Regions from separate parts of the Homo sapiens genome. Here region 2 is linked to region 1. Evidence: chromatin loops called from intact Hi-C (ENCODE). Cell type or tissue: left ventricle myocardium inferior. All regions are shown on one strand.

Region 1 (8,000 bases):
CAGAAATTTTTAGTTCTGAAGGTGTTCATTCATTTGTCAAGAAACAAATTGCCAACCTAAATGAGGGAGGAAAAAACCAGCAAATTCCATGTCCTTTCTATCCTCAGAAGCCATTATAAGCTTCAAGCCATCCTTCCATACCATTGGAGGTCTTCTCAAGAAGCTGGTATGAAGTATCCTGAAGAGGCATAAGCAATGAGTTTGGGCTAGTGTGGTCTAGAATCAAAAAGAGTCATTCAGCATCTATTTAATAGTAGACTCAGATCATTTAAAATTGCCTAAAACTCCAGAACTGTGCTGTCCAATACGGTACTCACTAGTAACATGTGGCTATTTGAATTAACTTAAATTTGAATTAGCTTAAATTTTAAAGTTCATTTTCCCAGTCACACTATCCACATTTCAAGTGGTCCATAGCTACACCCAGCTAGTAGCTACCATATCGGACAGCACAGATTTATGGCACATTTCCATGACTGCCCAAAGCTCTATTGAACAGCCCTGGTCTAGAATGATTCTGGGTCCTTCAGATCATGAGAGGCTCACACTCGTGCACCACTGGTTCTCAACTCTGCCTGTATGGAGAATCACCCAGAAACTTAAAAGCAAAATGTCTATGCCCTACCCTAAAAAGTTTTGGTTTAGTTGGACTGGATGGGATCTGGAAATAAATATTTCCCAAAAGTTGTCCATGGGATCCTAGCAGTCAGGGTTGAGAATTGCTAAGTTATAGAGACAGGCTTACGGCTATTGAAGCAACCCACTAAACCAAAAATTTGGGGGAGGTTTTTGTAGACTAGCCAGGCTACTTCTCATCTCCATCTTTCAAAACCTACTATCCATCTCCTAGGAGGTGAGGGAGGCCCAGACCTACATAAAGATTAATGACAGTGAAACCAGTTCTGTGGAGTGAAGCAAAAAATTGACTGCCTAATGAACACAAACTTTTGCTGGAAGAAAACCAGCCCTGTAACTCCTCTTCAGTTATGAGTTATTTGATGCCCTTCAGAGTGGGTCTTATATATTGAAAGGCTATTCAGAAGTTAATTCCAGTTTTTAAAATATATATAAAAAGTTTTTAGCTTATATATTCAAAGTAGTAGTTCTCCATTATGCTTTAAAATTTAGTATACAAATCTTATCATATTCATAAATCTTGCAAATTTTAGAAATCATGATCCTTTAAATAATATCTGGTCTTATCTGTAGCATGACTTAATTAAACACCTCCCAACTTTTTACACTGAATTTATAAATTTAGTACATATAATTGCCTTCTTTAGTACTTTGTAACATTTTCAAGAAGCTAAAATCTTACAGATCTAATAATTTAACTTCTAAACATGGTAACTCTTAAGTTTGCTCTAATGTTTCAATAATACACATAAACTTAGTAAGAATTCTGCTTAAAAGTCTAATAGGCTGACCTCTTACTCCATTAGGTCAAGTGTTCTTAAATAGTGCAATTACTTACACTACAAAAAAATGCAGTACTTTCGACAGCACATTCTAAATCTTTCTGGAGTTAAAATATGCTTACCTGTTAAAAGAACCGTTATGACCTACCCAAACAATTTGGGGTGTTGTCTTCCCAAGTAAATTTTTTGGTCTGCCTTCTTAGCTTGTTCAAATTTTTTGACGAACAGTGGTTTTGGTTGGAACACAACTAGATCCTTGTTTGAGACACTGATGGGGTGTACTGAGCCTTATTTATATTTACTGTATTTTTTATTTTAAAAAAAGGTATTCTGAAGGCCTACTTGTCTTAGATATTGAGTCGTATCATTTCTTATTTTCAAGTCATGTTAGAATCTATGGCTACATCAATTGAAAAATACCTGGATTTTGCACTTCCTAACCTTTTAGAATATGTAGCTGTCTTTTATATCTAAATCTAAATACCTTTGAATTTGGCAGAATGTCATATTCTTTCACATTGTCTCGTAGAACAATCAACTCTTCCAGATATTTCTGATCCTTGACTGACTGAATTTCTCTCATGGCTTTGTCTGGCTATGTGGTCACAATTTCCAATGTTATTCTATTGACAAGGTTTTTTAGCTTCCAGAATAGCTGACCAGAAGCCTCTCCATCCACATTTCTATTGCAGACATTAGGAGAACACTTGAAGTACACGGCTTTGTCTGATCTGTTCAGAGTTCCTAACTTTGCCCTTTACTACCAATTGTCCAGACCCTCAGTTTCTTCTTCTATCAAACAAAGTAATATTACTTAATCTCACATGGCTGTTGAGAGAACACAATGAGTTTGTGCATCTAAAGTGCCTTGAATAGCGCTAGACTTGCCATAAGTACTCAAGATGTACTCTAAGTTCTGTATTTCTTAGACAAACCTGATTTCAGAGATCAAAATAGGCCTTACACAGTGCGACGCGAATTTAAAAGATTACCGCATTCAGGTGTATGGATTTTGCAGTATTAAAGATGCTGCCTGGAATAGGTCATTATCTTCTCCAAGTACTCTGTTAAGTCAATGAGTCACATAGAGTATAAGGTTTATTATCTGCTTTTCTTTCATTAAATAAATCTTTATTGAATTTCTACTACATTAAAAAACCAAACCAAAACAAAACAAACAAAAAAAACACTTCCCTGAGCCATAAAGGAAAAGGTAGTTTTGACTGGAACCTTGAAGGATGGGTAAACTTTCAGCAGATAAAGATTGAGAGAAGACCTTCCAGGTAGAGAAAGCAGTGTGGGCACAGGCAAAGATGGAAGAACACACGTGGCTGTGGGAAACACAGCTAGAAGCCAGTGCGGATAGAGAGTAGGCTATGATGTGCAGAGGTTAGACACTGGGAGAGACAGGTCCATGAGAGTAGCTTGGACTAACACAGGGAGGGTTTGGAATCCCAAGCTGGGGAACCTAGAAATCAGGCATTGCCCACAGAGCACCAGTTCAAATGCTTGCGTCAATTGCCAGAAAATGATGAAGGGATAAATAAAGAGAGAACTACTTCTTTCTTTTATTTGTCTGTTAACCCATTGGCATTGTGGAGGGAAACTCCAACAGTCTGGGTCTCTTGCCAGGTAAGTTTTGATGGCGGAGTAAAGAGAAGTAGAAAAGGTTGGAAGTTTGGGACAATTTTCAGTAAGTGTGGACACTGGACAGCAGGGGGCAGCATAAGGGCACCAAAAAGTTGAAAGACGCAGAAGACATTCGCTTATGTAACATTTCCTGACAATTATGAGTTTACATTTATAAGGCTACTTATATTAGTAACTTAGCATTCTTCTCCCAAAAATGAACAGAAAATGACAGAGAAAAGACGAAAGAAAAATAACAATTGCACTGTGTTAGGCTGGCTAACAGCAGAATGGCACTGCTGTTTATTTGAGAGGATAGAAACAGGCAGTTGTCTGCTTATTATTTCCTTTCAAATAAATACAAACTCAGAATTCAATACAAATGTGTACATTTCAATTGGAAAACACACCTTTATATGACTTTACGATTTTGCATTTTTAAAAATACATTTGTTCAGCTATACTGTATTCACAAGTTTCCCTAGTGAAAAAGTGGGGAAACTTGAAAAAATATATCATTTAAAAAGAATTGAAAGTTTAATATACATGTTATTTTATATGCCAATATATGGAATTTTAAATTTTGAGTTGTTATGATTATGAAATTTTCTGGACTTTTAAATTAAAATTTTTTCTTTATGTCTAAAATTCAAAATTATCTACATTACATTTAATCAGATTTTTCTAGTGAAATTCATCTCTTACTAGCCTTTTTAAAAGTTTCTTCAGCTATTGTTTTAAAAAAGTTTGGGGCCGGGGACGGTGGCTCATGCCAGTCTTTACATTAATAAGAATAGCGAAAGGCTGGGTGTGGTGGCTTATGCCAGTAATCCCAGCACTTTGGGAGGCCGAGGTGGGCAGATCACTTGAGGTCAGGAGTTCGAGACCAGCCTGGCCAACATGGCAATACCTCTACTAAAAATACAAAAATTAGCCAGGTGTGGTGGCTGGCGCCTGTAATCCCAGCTATTCAGGAGGCTGAGGCAGGAGAATCGCTTGAACCCAGCAGCTGGAGGTTGCAGTGAGCCAAGATTGTGCCACTGCACTCAAGCCTGGACAACAGAGCAAGACTCTTTCTCAAAAAATTAAAAATACATACATACATACATACATACGTACATAGTTTGGATGGTTAGTGATGTTAAGAGTGGAAAACTGGAAATTTCCACGTAGATTTTTTTTTAGCTCTGGAATTTGCCATGGCAAAGGCTACATTATACTCACCTGCAATCTCTCCATCCAACTTGTGAGGAAGATGGTAGCACACTGCTTCATACCCTCACACTTAAGGAGAAACCTCTCTGTCTGTGTTCCTTCATGATTCTTTCAATGCCTGTCACACGTTTTGAAGGCTGTGATCACTGTGTGGGTTGCACTCTGTGTGCTGCTTTTTGTTCTGTCATTTTGCTTTTTTATATATACCTCTTTACATGTATTGATATAATACCTCATATTTATCACTATAAATGGCCAAAAAAAATTGATGGCAGACTATTCTTATGATTATTGAATACTGATTTCCAATTTTAATAAGGAAAATCTGAAACAATGAATAAATTTGGGGCTTAAGCTGGTTAGCATTAAACTTCATTCTTCAATATCATAATTGAAAATAAAGTACTCTGTAAGGTAACTTCATGAAAAATTACCTATTTTTTTATTTTAATCATTTGTAAATCTGGGCATATAAAGATATCAAGTTATTTAAAATGTTACCTTTCAAACTAGAGTTTACAAGCAGGGTGTGCCTGCTTGTGTTTATAGGAAGTAAGTTCACTAACGGCAAGAGCAACATTTTCTTTTATATTTCCCCTGGCTTATAGTACAATGCTTTTGCACAGAGGTGGGGCCCAATAAACAAAACAAGGTTAGGAAAACTTATTAAAGCATCATATGAAACATAAACATGTTTTGTAATGTAGATTTAAAAGTACTCGTGGTCGTTGTTGTTGTTGTTTTTAGCCTGAGTTTCGCTTTTGTTGCCCAGGCTGGAGTGCTGTGGCATGGTCTCGGCTCACTGCAACCTCCTCTTCCCGGGTTCAAGCGATTCTCCTGCCTCAGCCTCCCAAGTAGCTGGGATTACAGGCACGCGCCACCATGCCATGTTAATTGTGTATTTTTAGTAGAGACGGGGTTTCACCATGTTGGCCAGGCTGGTCTCGAACTCCTGACCTCAGGTGATCCACCCATCTCGGCCCCCCAAAGCGCTGGGATTACATGTTTGAGCCATTGCACCTGTCCTTTTTTTTTTTTTTTTTTTTTTTTTTTTTTTTGTGAGACGGAGCTCTCTCTGTTGCCCAGGTTGGAGTGCAGTGGCGTGATCTCGGCTCAGTGCAACCTCTGCCTCCCGGGTTCAAGCGATTCTCCTGCCTCGGCCCCCCAAATAGCAGAGATTACAGGTGCACCACTATGCCCAGCCAGTTTTTTCTTTTTTGAATTTTAGTAGAGACAGGGGTTTCACCATGTTGGCCAGGCTGGTCTGGAACTCCTGACCTCAAATGATTCACCTGCCTCAGCCTCCCAAAGTGCTAGGATTACATGCATGAACCACGTCCCCGGCCTAAATGTACTCTTCATATTTCCATCATATGTTTCAAATTGTGAAAGTGGTTAGAGTGCGACTGTTATTGTTCTTGTTGTTGTTGTTGGTATTTTTCTCAGTGCCTAAATAAGACTGTGCTAATTATTTTCTTACATAGAAATTCTCCTCACTTTCTAGTGAAACTATCAGACTAATTGCAGATCTTTTATTACTAGATGGTTATTTTGATCTGCTTTAGCCTTTATGCTAAAGTTTGCATCTTTTCATATTAATTCTGAGTCCTTGTTATCTAGTTTTAGTGACATTTATAAACAACACTGATTCCTCAAATCACATTTGAGCACACTTAAGGCAGAGTTACTTCTACTAACCATCCTGTAAGACCATTTTGTTTAAGCGTCAAGTGTCACCAATTACTAACTAATAGGCCATAACCTCTCTGACTCAGGGATTGAAGTTACGTTCCCTAGGGCATGTCTTCCAGAACTTTTTCTCTTATACTTCTCTTAGTGCTTTCTTTACTATGTAAACCAGGGGTATCCAATCTTTTGGCTTCCCTGGGCCACATTGGAAGAAGCAGAATCCTCTTGGGCCAAAAAATATACAAACGATAGCCGATGAGCTAAAAAAAAAAAAAAAAAAATCATGAAAAAATTCTCGTAATATTTTAAGAAAGCTTATGAATTTGTGCTGGGCTGCATTCAAAGCTGTCCTGGGCTGCGTGTGTCCCACAGGCCACAGGTTGGAAGGTTGCAGGTTGGACGAGCTTGATAAATATATAGTTAGAAAATACCAAAGGCATAGTTTCTTTAGAAATCACATGTCTCAAAGTAAATTATCTTTTCTTGGCTTTTTACATTTAAAAAATTTCATGTATTCCCTATTTTCTATAAACTACAAAAAATAAAAATAAAAACAATAATAAAATTTGAGAGTTGAAAGAGTTGGGAAGGGTCGAGTCTCACTCCTTCTTTTCAAAGTTGAGGAGATGGAAGCCCAGGGATATTAACATCAAGACCATTCAACTAGGTGGTGGCAGAGCCAGGATTGAAACTTACATTCTTTAAAATAAAAGCTTGCAAATAACTTTGTAATACAGTTAAGGTAACCTAGCATGGGTTAATTTTTAATTCATTGATGACTCTAATTATAAAAATGTCACATGGCTTAAAAAAATTTTTGCTTTTTAAAAATACCCTGAGTAACCAACATGATGGGGCTGGGCACAATAGCTCATGCCTGTAAGCCCAGCACTTTGGGAGGCTGAGGCGGGCAGATCACCTGAGGACAAGAGTTCGAGACCGGCCTGGCCAACATGGTCTCTACTAAAATACAAAATCTACTAAAAGTCTCTACTAAAAATACAAAAATTAGCCGGTGTGGTGGTGGGCACCTGTAATCCTATCTACTTGGGAGGCTAAGACAGGAGAATCACTTGAACCCGGGACACAGAGGTTGCAGTGAGCCGAGATCACGCCATTGCACTCCAGCCTGGGTGACAAGAGTGAAACTCCATCTAAAAAAAAAAAAAAAAAAAAAAAAAAAAAATGCCAACATGATGGACACGATACTATTATAAAATTAGACTTTTTCTCTGTACATAAAATTGTTTTGTTTTTTATTCCCACTGAGAATTAAGAAAAGAGAATATTTTAAGAAAGACCATTATACAGAGGATAGTTCAAAATTCATGCTGAAGAGCTATTGCTTTTCAAGTAGATTGAGCAAGTTTAGCTATTTGGAAAAGCACAGTTATCGGAACAACTCAAGAAAACAAAGGCAAAAAGAGTTCTGTTAAGACAGAAGAAAGGAAACTATATATTGGAAATACACACAATAGTGTCCCCTACAAGCCTGGTGTAAAGAAGCGTATATATACATGTGTGTGCACACTAGTATTTTTGTGAATTGAAAGAGAAAGGATAGAGTTTGAGAATTTATTTAAGAAGGAACACTTTTTTAAAAATTCAGAATAGCATTTCTTTCTTTTAAAGGTCTAGGTTTTTAGTATTTTTGTTCAAGGGAAAGAATGACTGACAGCTAGCATAAACCCAGCTTAGCATTTATGTTAAAATGAAGGTAATTAGAACCTGGCTCAGGATACTCAGGGGCAACTGACTTTCCACCCTACAGTGAAAATTATTCCTTACTCTTTCTTCAAGAAAAAATGGGCTGAGCACGGTAGCTCAAGCTTGCGGTCCCAGTACTTTGGGAGGCCAAGGCAGGCAGATCCTTTGAGCACGGGAGTTCGAGACCAGCCTGGGCAACATGGTGAAAATACAAAATTTTCTCTGCAAAAAAATATAAAGATTAGCCAGGTGTGGTGGCACATGCCTGTAGTCCCAGGTGCTCAGGAGGCTGAGGTGGGATGATTGCCTGAGCCTCAGAGGTCAAGGTTGCAGTGAGCTGAG
Region 2 (8,000 bases), 300 kb after region 1:
ATTTAAGATGTTAGGAAGGTTGGAAAATGAATGTGTGTTGTCATTTGGGAGACAAAGGAATTGACAAATGCTTCTAGTTAGAATACCAGCTAGGAAAAGGAGGCATACAGAGCTGACCTCATGCTCTGAAAAGGCAAGGAATCCAGAACCTGCCTCCCTAATCCACTTAAGCCCCAACCTTGATCATCAAGGGCAGTGCATAGGTGATCCTGTACGTCACACCTGAACACACGACCCAGCTTAGGGGAAACACCTTGCCTTCTTTGGTTCTGCTGCCCCCAGTCACCCTCCCAGGCCACCCCAAATGCCTCTCCCTCCAGTCTCAGCTCTGATCCGTGAGCCCTGCCAAAGGCCTGAGACTGCACTGATCTCAGAAAACAGGAGTCTTCCTTTCCCACACTAACTGAAAGGTGACACAGGAACCAACCCCTTAACTTTCCAAATTACTGAGAACTCAGACGACCAAATACCGTACCTGTTGGCCAGTGGAGCCTGCTTGGTCTTTCCATAAAGAGAAGGGAAACCAATAGAAGAGTAATGCCTGTCATTTCCAGGGGAGGCAAAAAAGGACAGTAAACTTTACTACTGTAGGCCCCAGCGCAGAGCCATAGAGGGAGATGTGCCTTCCTCTCCAGCATAAAAATAATATTCACAAGAGTTTTGTATATGTGGTTTTTAAACAAACAATAGCAATAGTCCTAAACTTGGGTCAGTCAGCTGGTGAAGGTGACTGGCAAGATTCTGGCAAGCAGAATGATTCGGAAGTTTCGCAGCAGAGTCTTCTGCCGAGGCTCAGGTCTCCCCTGTGTAACCCGCAGGGAGAGGGGTAAGGGGGCTTGGGCATTAGTACAAACAGCCTTGCAAGGTTTCAAAACTAAGCCCTAATTCCCAGAAATGAAATGGAGGTCGAGGAGAGATGAGGGTCCACTCTCAGGGAGGCGGAGGGATCAAGGCCACTTCCTGGGATTGCTTCTTAAGGGAAACAGGCCCTCTTGATAAGGGCTTGTTGGGGCACATGGAGCAATACCTAGAACAGCCCAGACCTTGGGGTTACCAGGTGGAGCCATGTGAAGGGAGGCAGTTGCTATGCACTGATCTTCCTTGGTGGGCCAGGCTGAGCCTCCTGGGTTAGTCGAACATTTTTTAAGTCTACGTAATCCTAAAAGTCAAAAGAATAAGCTGAATAAAAGTGTTGTACAGATCTTTAGTTTTCCTCCAGTATAAGAGAAAGTAAAGTGGATACTTCACAAATATTCTCTGTATCACTGTGTATTATAGAGACTGCGTATTACATAGACAACTAATACAAAAATGCATGCTTTCCACAAACAGGAGTGCATGTTGTCTTTGCTTAGATAAGCCATATATGCAGCATAATAACTGTTCTCTTTATTTTAAGACACAAATCCTAATATTCTTTAGAGTGCCTCAAAGAAGATGAAGTGTGACCCATAAAAGAACTACTTAATAACAAAGATTCTTCAGAATGAACCGTCCTAAAAAAAAACAAAAAACAAACAAACAAAAAGATTCGTCCCACCTAAAATCTTTGTTTTTTTATTGATCTGAATGAAACACATTTTCCTTTTCATGGTTTCCCCATTCATCAATAGTAAACTCAGCTCCTTTATCTCAGGAGCATTAGAACTACTAACTGCAAATGTGCTGAGTACAAATCACTTTCAGAAATGTCCAACAATCACACCCATTTTAATGCTGCGAATGAAAGATTTGATGAACCTAATCGGTTCATCTAGCAAGCAAGCTATTATAACACTATTTTACTGCTGGTACTATTCCATTACCACCCGTAAATGATGTATTTAAAGTTCCAGGATCTTGAAAATGAACAGAGCCCTTGTAAAAATTGTGTTTATACATTTTGTTTATTAAATAACTTAATGATTACTTTGAGTATTTGTGCAGCTGAAACCCAGGGGTGAGGCTGCAGTTGTCCTGATTAAGGTAGTACATTCCTGCAAAAGGCTTAACTGCAATAGACATGTTACAACATGAACACGATTAGGATAAGAGAAACATCACCATCTTGATTTAAAGTGGCTACTTTAATTTTGTCTATAAGATGTCTATGATAAAATATCAGACTATACTTTTACATAACACTTCAAGGCCTCCAAAATAAGAGAGAAAATTATATTACCTTTCTAAATAGGTATATCGATATAATATAAATCAGTACTTTTGTCTTGATTCCTAAACTTGTGGAGTGACAGTAATAAGCAGAACTGAAAAGAGGGTGGACAGTTGTGACACATCCAGGTTCAATATTCCAAAGATTCATCAATGTTAAGAAACACATTTAGGGCTGGGCACAGTGGCTCACACCTGTAATTCCAACACTTTGGGAGGCTGAGGAGGGAGGCTCATCTGAGTCCAGGAGTTTGAGACCAGCTTGAGCAACATAGGGAGACTCCATCTCGATAAAAAATCTGGCCAGGCACGGTGGCTCATGCCTGTAATCCCAGCACTTTGGGAGGCCGAGGTGGGCTGATCACCTGAGGTCAGGAGTTTGAGACCAGCCTGGCCAACATGGTGAAACCCTGTCTCTACTAAAGATACAAAAATTAGCTAGGTGTGGTGACGGGCACCTGTAATCCTAGCTACTTGGGAGGCTGAGGCAGGAGAATTTCTTGAACCTGGGAGGCTGAGATTGCAGTGAGCCGAGATTGTGCCACTGCACGCCAGCCTGGGCGACGAGAGAGACTCCGTCTCAAAAAAAAAAAAAAAAAAAGGCTAGAAAATTACCCAGGTGTGGTGGCATGTGCCTGTAGTTCCAGCTATTTAGGAGGGTGAGGCAAGAGGATCGCTTGAGCCCAGGAAGACGAGGCTGCAGTGAGCCATGATCAGCCCACTCCACTCCAGCCTGTAACAGAGTGAGACCTTGTCTTAAAAAACAAAACAGCCGGGCACGGTGGCTCACGCCTGTAATCCCAGCACTTTGGGAGGCTGAGGTGGGTGGATCACCTGAGGTCAGGAGTTGGAGACCAGCCTCACCAACATGGAGAAACCCCGTCCCTACTAAAAATACAAAATTAGCCGGGCGTGGTGGCACATGCCTGTAATCCTAGCTACTCGGGAGGCTGAGGCAGGAGAATTGCTTGAACCCTGGAGGCGGAGGTTGCGGTGAGCCAAGATTGTACCATTGCACTCCAGCCTGGGCAACAAGGGCAAAACTCTGTCTGAAAAAAGAAAAAAAAAAAAACAACCAAGAAACACATCTAGGAGGAGTTTACTATGCCTATCACTTAGAGAAGGTGGAAGTATCTGAACTCTGGGAAATTGTTTGCTGAAAATGAATTTCAAGTTGTCTGCCTTTCAATTTAACTATTCAGCCACTTGGTTTTGGTTTTGTTTCATTTTTGATAAAGAAAAAAGCAGTTGATGGAAGGGCACAAACTGACAGTTCTTACTGTATTAAAAATCAAGTCAGCCGGGTGCGATGGCTCACGCCTGTAATTCCAGCACTTTAGGAGGCTGAGGTGGGTGGATCATGAGATCACGAGTTCGAGACCAGCCTGGCCAACATGACGAAACCCCGTCTCTACTAAAAATACAAAAATTAGCCGGATGTGGTGGTGGGTGCCTGTAATCCCAGCTACTCAGGAGGCTGAGGCAGAATTGCTCGAACCCGGGAGGCGGAGGTTGCTGTGAGCCGAGATCGCACCACTGCACTCCAGCCTGGGTGACAAGAACAAGACTCCTTCTCAAAAAACAAAAAACAAAAAACAAAATCAAGTCTTCGCAGAAATAGACAATATAAAGGCTTCCTAAGTGTCCTGCAACACTGGTGTTGTAGATGCTGTGCTGTGCCGCCCAAGCGCCCAAATTCCCAATTTATGACCGAGGCAGTGGCGGCTTTCAGTCTCCTTGGGAATTCCCTTCTACAGAAGGGAGCTGCTTCATCTAAAATTATGTCCATTCCCCAGGGACAGCCAGCCTGCGAGGCCTAGCCCCTTGTCCCAGTTAGCACTGCCATCCCTGCTCCAGGGATTCCTCCATGAGATCGGCTGAGGCCTCCGTGCCAACTGCATCACAGTCCAACGTCCCTGCTTAATCCTGCTGTTGACAGCTCTCCCCAGTTAACCTTCTGCAAGCAAATTTCTGCCTGAGACACTTCTCCACATCAAACTCAACCTAAGACACACGGCAAAATTCTTTGATACAATTAAAGATAACCATTTTTGGCCGGCGCAGTGGCTCACGCCTGTAATCCCAGCACTTTGGGAGGCCTGAGGAGGTCAGGTTTGAGACCAGCTTGGTCAACATGGTGAAACCCCATCTCTATTAAAAATACAAAAATTAGCCAGGCATGGTGGCGTGCTCCTGTAATCTCAGCTGCTGGGGAGGCTGAGGCACAAGAATCACTTGAACCCACGAGATGGAGGTTGCAGTGAGCTGAGATCATGCCGCTGCACTCCAGCCTGGGCAACAGTGACACTCCATCTCAAAATAATAATAATAATAATAATAATAATAATAATAATAATAACAATTTTTATGTAATTGTAGATTACTACTCTATTAATTGGGTTTAAGTGAATGCACTGGTTGTGGTAACATTCCTGCCAGTTTTCTTATAAATCTGTCTGCTTAATTCTAGGTGTGTGGACTTGGCTTTACAAATGTTAATTTCTGTAGGCCGGGCACTGTGGCTCATGCCTATAATCCCAGCACTTTGGGAGGCCGAGTTGGGTGGATCATCTGAGGTCAAGTGTTTGAGCTACTCAGGAGGCTGAGGCAGGAGAATCGCTTGAACTCAGGAGGTGGAAGTTGCAGTGAGCCGAGGTCGTGCCACTGCACTCCAGCCTGGGTGACAGAGCAAGATTTTGCCTCAAAAAAAAAAAAAAAAGAAAGAAAGAAAGAAAGAAAGAAAAAGGAGTCTGAAAAAACAGTCTGAAAAAAATGTAAAATGTATACGTCTTGTTTTCTAAAAATAGAATAAATTAGCTTGTCAAATCACAGTAAAAATATGAATAAATAGGAGAGACTCTCCAGTTTATTTCTCAATTATGTCCATTCTCCTTATAATTACTAATTATCAGGTGACTTGCTGAGCAAGAATGAAACCTTGGTCATTGAAGACATGAGGATGCTGGGAGCGGTGGCTCATACCTGTAATCCCCACACTTTGGGAGGCCAAAGAGAGAGGATCACCTGAGCCCAGGAGTTGGAGACCAGCCTGGATGACATAGTGAGACCCTGTCTCTACAAAATATTTTAAAATTAGCTAAGTATGGTGGCACATGCCTGTAGTTCCAGCTACTAGGGAGGCCGAGGCAGGAGGATCACTTGAACCTAGGAGCCTGAGGCTCTAGTGAGCTGTGATTGAGCCACTGCACTTCAGTCTGGGCAACAGAGCAAGACCCTATCTCTAAAAAAAATAAAAAATACAAAAATATATGAGGGAAGCTGCTACACCTGGTCAACCAATGGTACGTTTAACCTAACGTTCTGCATAGAGAGGCAAGTTTTGTTAAACATCTTGGCAGTGATCCCTGATATCAACTTTAAATTGTCAGGAAAGTTTTCCAAAATATCCATTATTTGTGCTCTCATGGCCCTGCTTTTATAGAACCTATCCCTATGGTTTCTACTATCCTAACTCCCCCACTAGAATCCTGGTCTTTTTCAATGGGAACCTGTTCATAATTTTATCCCACCAACTTTTGAGCAGAGCATGTTAATTAATAGGCACTCGTTGAATTCCAATTTCAATCAGTACAGAGGACTTATTAGCATTTGTGAGATCCTGAGCACTGAGCTAAGCATTGTTGAAGGAAACGAGCCATAGTCACTGCCCTCAAGTAACTTATATCCTCGGAGTGACAACATAATTAAACTGGAGACCCAGATACAAACTGTGGCAAATTAAATATGGGAGGTTGAATATTCACATTTCTCTTCAAACCCCCTGAAGCTCCACTAAAATGTTAGTAAAGAAATACCAGGCCGAGCGCGGTGGCTGAAGCCTAGCCTGTAATCCCAGCAATTTGGAAGGCCAAGGGGGGCAGATTATTTGATGCCAGGAGTTCGAGACTAGTCTGGCCAACACAACGAAACCCTTCTCTACTAGAAATACAAAAATTAGCCAGGCGTGGTGGCATATACCTGTAATCCGACGTACTTGGGAGGCTGAAACAGGAGAATTGCTTCAGCCTGGGAGGCAGAGGTTGTGGTGAGCCGAGATCGCTCCACTGCACTCCAGCCTGGGTGACACCATGAGACTCTGTCTCAAAAAAACAAAAAAAACCCAAAAAACCCCAAAAAAACAAAATGCCAAAGCCTAAAGCCACGATATAAAGAAAACTTGAAAGAAGACTATCAGCAAACAGGATTTCAACAAAATGTTGGAAATGTGTAACTACCTAAATAGCCTGGAGAAAGCTAAAAACCTAAGCTTGCAGGCAGAATGTCAATAAGTAAGTTAATTCTCTATATAGAACACCAGACAGCCTCGGGAAATGTAGACACCAGGAGGCTGAGGTGCAGGGTAGAGCTGAAAATAGGAGGGTTTAGTTAAAAATGTATATAAAGATCTGTTGGAATGCAATTTCCCCCCCACCAAAAATGCCAGAAGATTGTCCTCTCCCCCAGCACAACAGAAAGAAGGAAGCTCACTCTCTCGAGAAGTTGAACCAGGGAGGCTGTGGACTCAGGGACATCACACACACAAAGATGGGGTGAGTCGCCTACTGAAAACAGGGAAATAAAACCTACAAACTGAATGTTAAGATTGCGTAACCCCATCACTTCTGAGAAAACTGGCAGCCAGACTTATGTAAACCTGGCAAAATATTAGAGAACTCCTTTCTAGGGAAACCAACCAATTCAAAAGAAATGTTATAAAACCACATTGGGTCTACACCACCGAAAAAGGTCTATAGATTCAATGCAATCCCTATCAAAATACCAATGACATTCTTCATATTAATAGAAATTTTTAAAAATCCAGAAATTCATATGGAACCACAAAAGAATTTAAAGTAATCTTGAGCAAAGAGAACCAAGCTGGAGGCATCACACACACTACCTGACTTCAAAATATACTACAAAGTTATAGTAACCAAAACAGCATGGTCCTGGCATAAAAGCAGACACATAGACTGGTGGAACAGAATAAATAGCTCAGAAATAAATCCACACATTTATAGCCAACTGATTTTCGACAATAGTGCCAAGAACACACAATGGGGAAAAGATAGTCTCTTCAATAAAAGGTATTGGGATAACTGAGTATCCACATGCCAAAGAATGAAATTAGACCCTTATCTCATACTATATTCATAAACCAACTAAAAATGGATTAAAGATTTAAATGTAAGACCCAAAACTATGAAACTACTAGAAGAAAACAGGGGGAAGCTCCCTGACATTGGTAGGGGCAATGTTTTTTTTGGATATGGCCCCAAAAGCATAGGCAACAAAAGCAAAACTATTTTTAGATAAATGGGATTATGTCAAACTAAAAAAGTTCTGTACAGCAAAGAAAACAATTAACAGTGGCTGGGCACGGTGGCCCACACCCATAATCCCAGCACTTTGAGAAGCTGAGGCTGGTGGGTCACCTGAGGTCAGGAGTTCAAGACCAGCCTGGCCAACATGGCGAAACCCCATCTCTACTAAACATAACAAAAATTAGCCAGGCCTGGTGGTGCGCACCTGTAATCCCAGCTACTTGGGAGGCTGAGGCAGGAGAATCACTTGAACCTGTGAGGCAGAGGTTACAGTAAGCCAAGATCATTCCACTGCACTCCAGCCTGGGTGATGGAGTGAGACTTTGTCTCAAAATAAAAATAAAAATAAAATAAAAAAGACATTTAGAATTTTCCTAATGAAATGGCTAGTTCCTGCCCAATCACACCTTGATGAAACCCATCGATCTCTAAACCCTACCAACATGCACAAGGTTTTCCAACATGTTTTAGTTTCTCACTCAAGTTGTTAGAATATCAACGCCCACCACTCATGTGAGGAAATCC

What was found. A loop is a pair of places that touch in the nucleus more often than their neighbours do. Peaks named below come from ENCODE experiments on the same cell type or tissue, not always from the same donor. Only the 100,000 strongest peaks of a DNase experiment are listed, where the experiment ranks them.
Region 2: it touches region 1 in a loop (4-fold over the local background); 29 of 110 quality-filtered maps call a loop at or near these places.

The regions. Positions count from the first base shown.
Region 1 is chr10:32,363,140-32,371,139 of GRCh38, reverse strand. All of the region lies in intron 1 of EPC1-AS1 (EPC1 antisense RNA 1), which reads right to left. It also overlaps a transcript of EPC1 not described here. Among named protein-coding and RNA genes, the nearest start is that of EPC1-AS1, 20 kb to the right of the region's middle. In left ventricle myocardium inferior, a CTCF peak has its summit at 3,139 (motif pointing right); a DNase peak (open chromatin) is centred at 3,119; H3K4me3 peaks cover 955 bases; H3K27ac peaks cover 3,218 bases.
Region 2 is chr10:32,064,794-32,072,793 of GRCh38, reverse strand. No RefSeq gene overlaps it. Among named protein-coding and RNA genes, the nearest start is that of KIF5B, 12 kb to the right of the region's middle. In left ventricle myocardium inferior, no CTCF peak of the experiment used is centred here; a DNase peak (open chromatin) is centred at 4,033.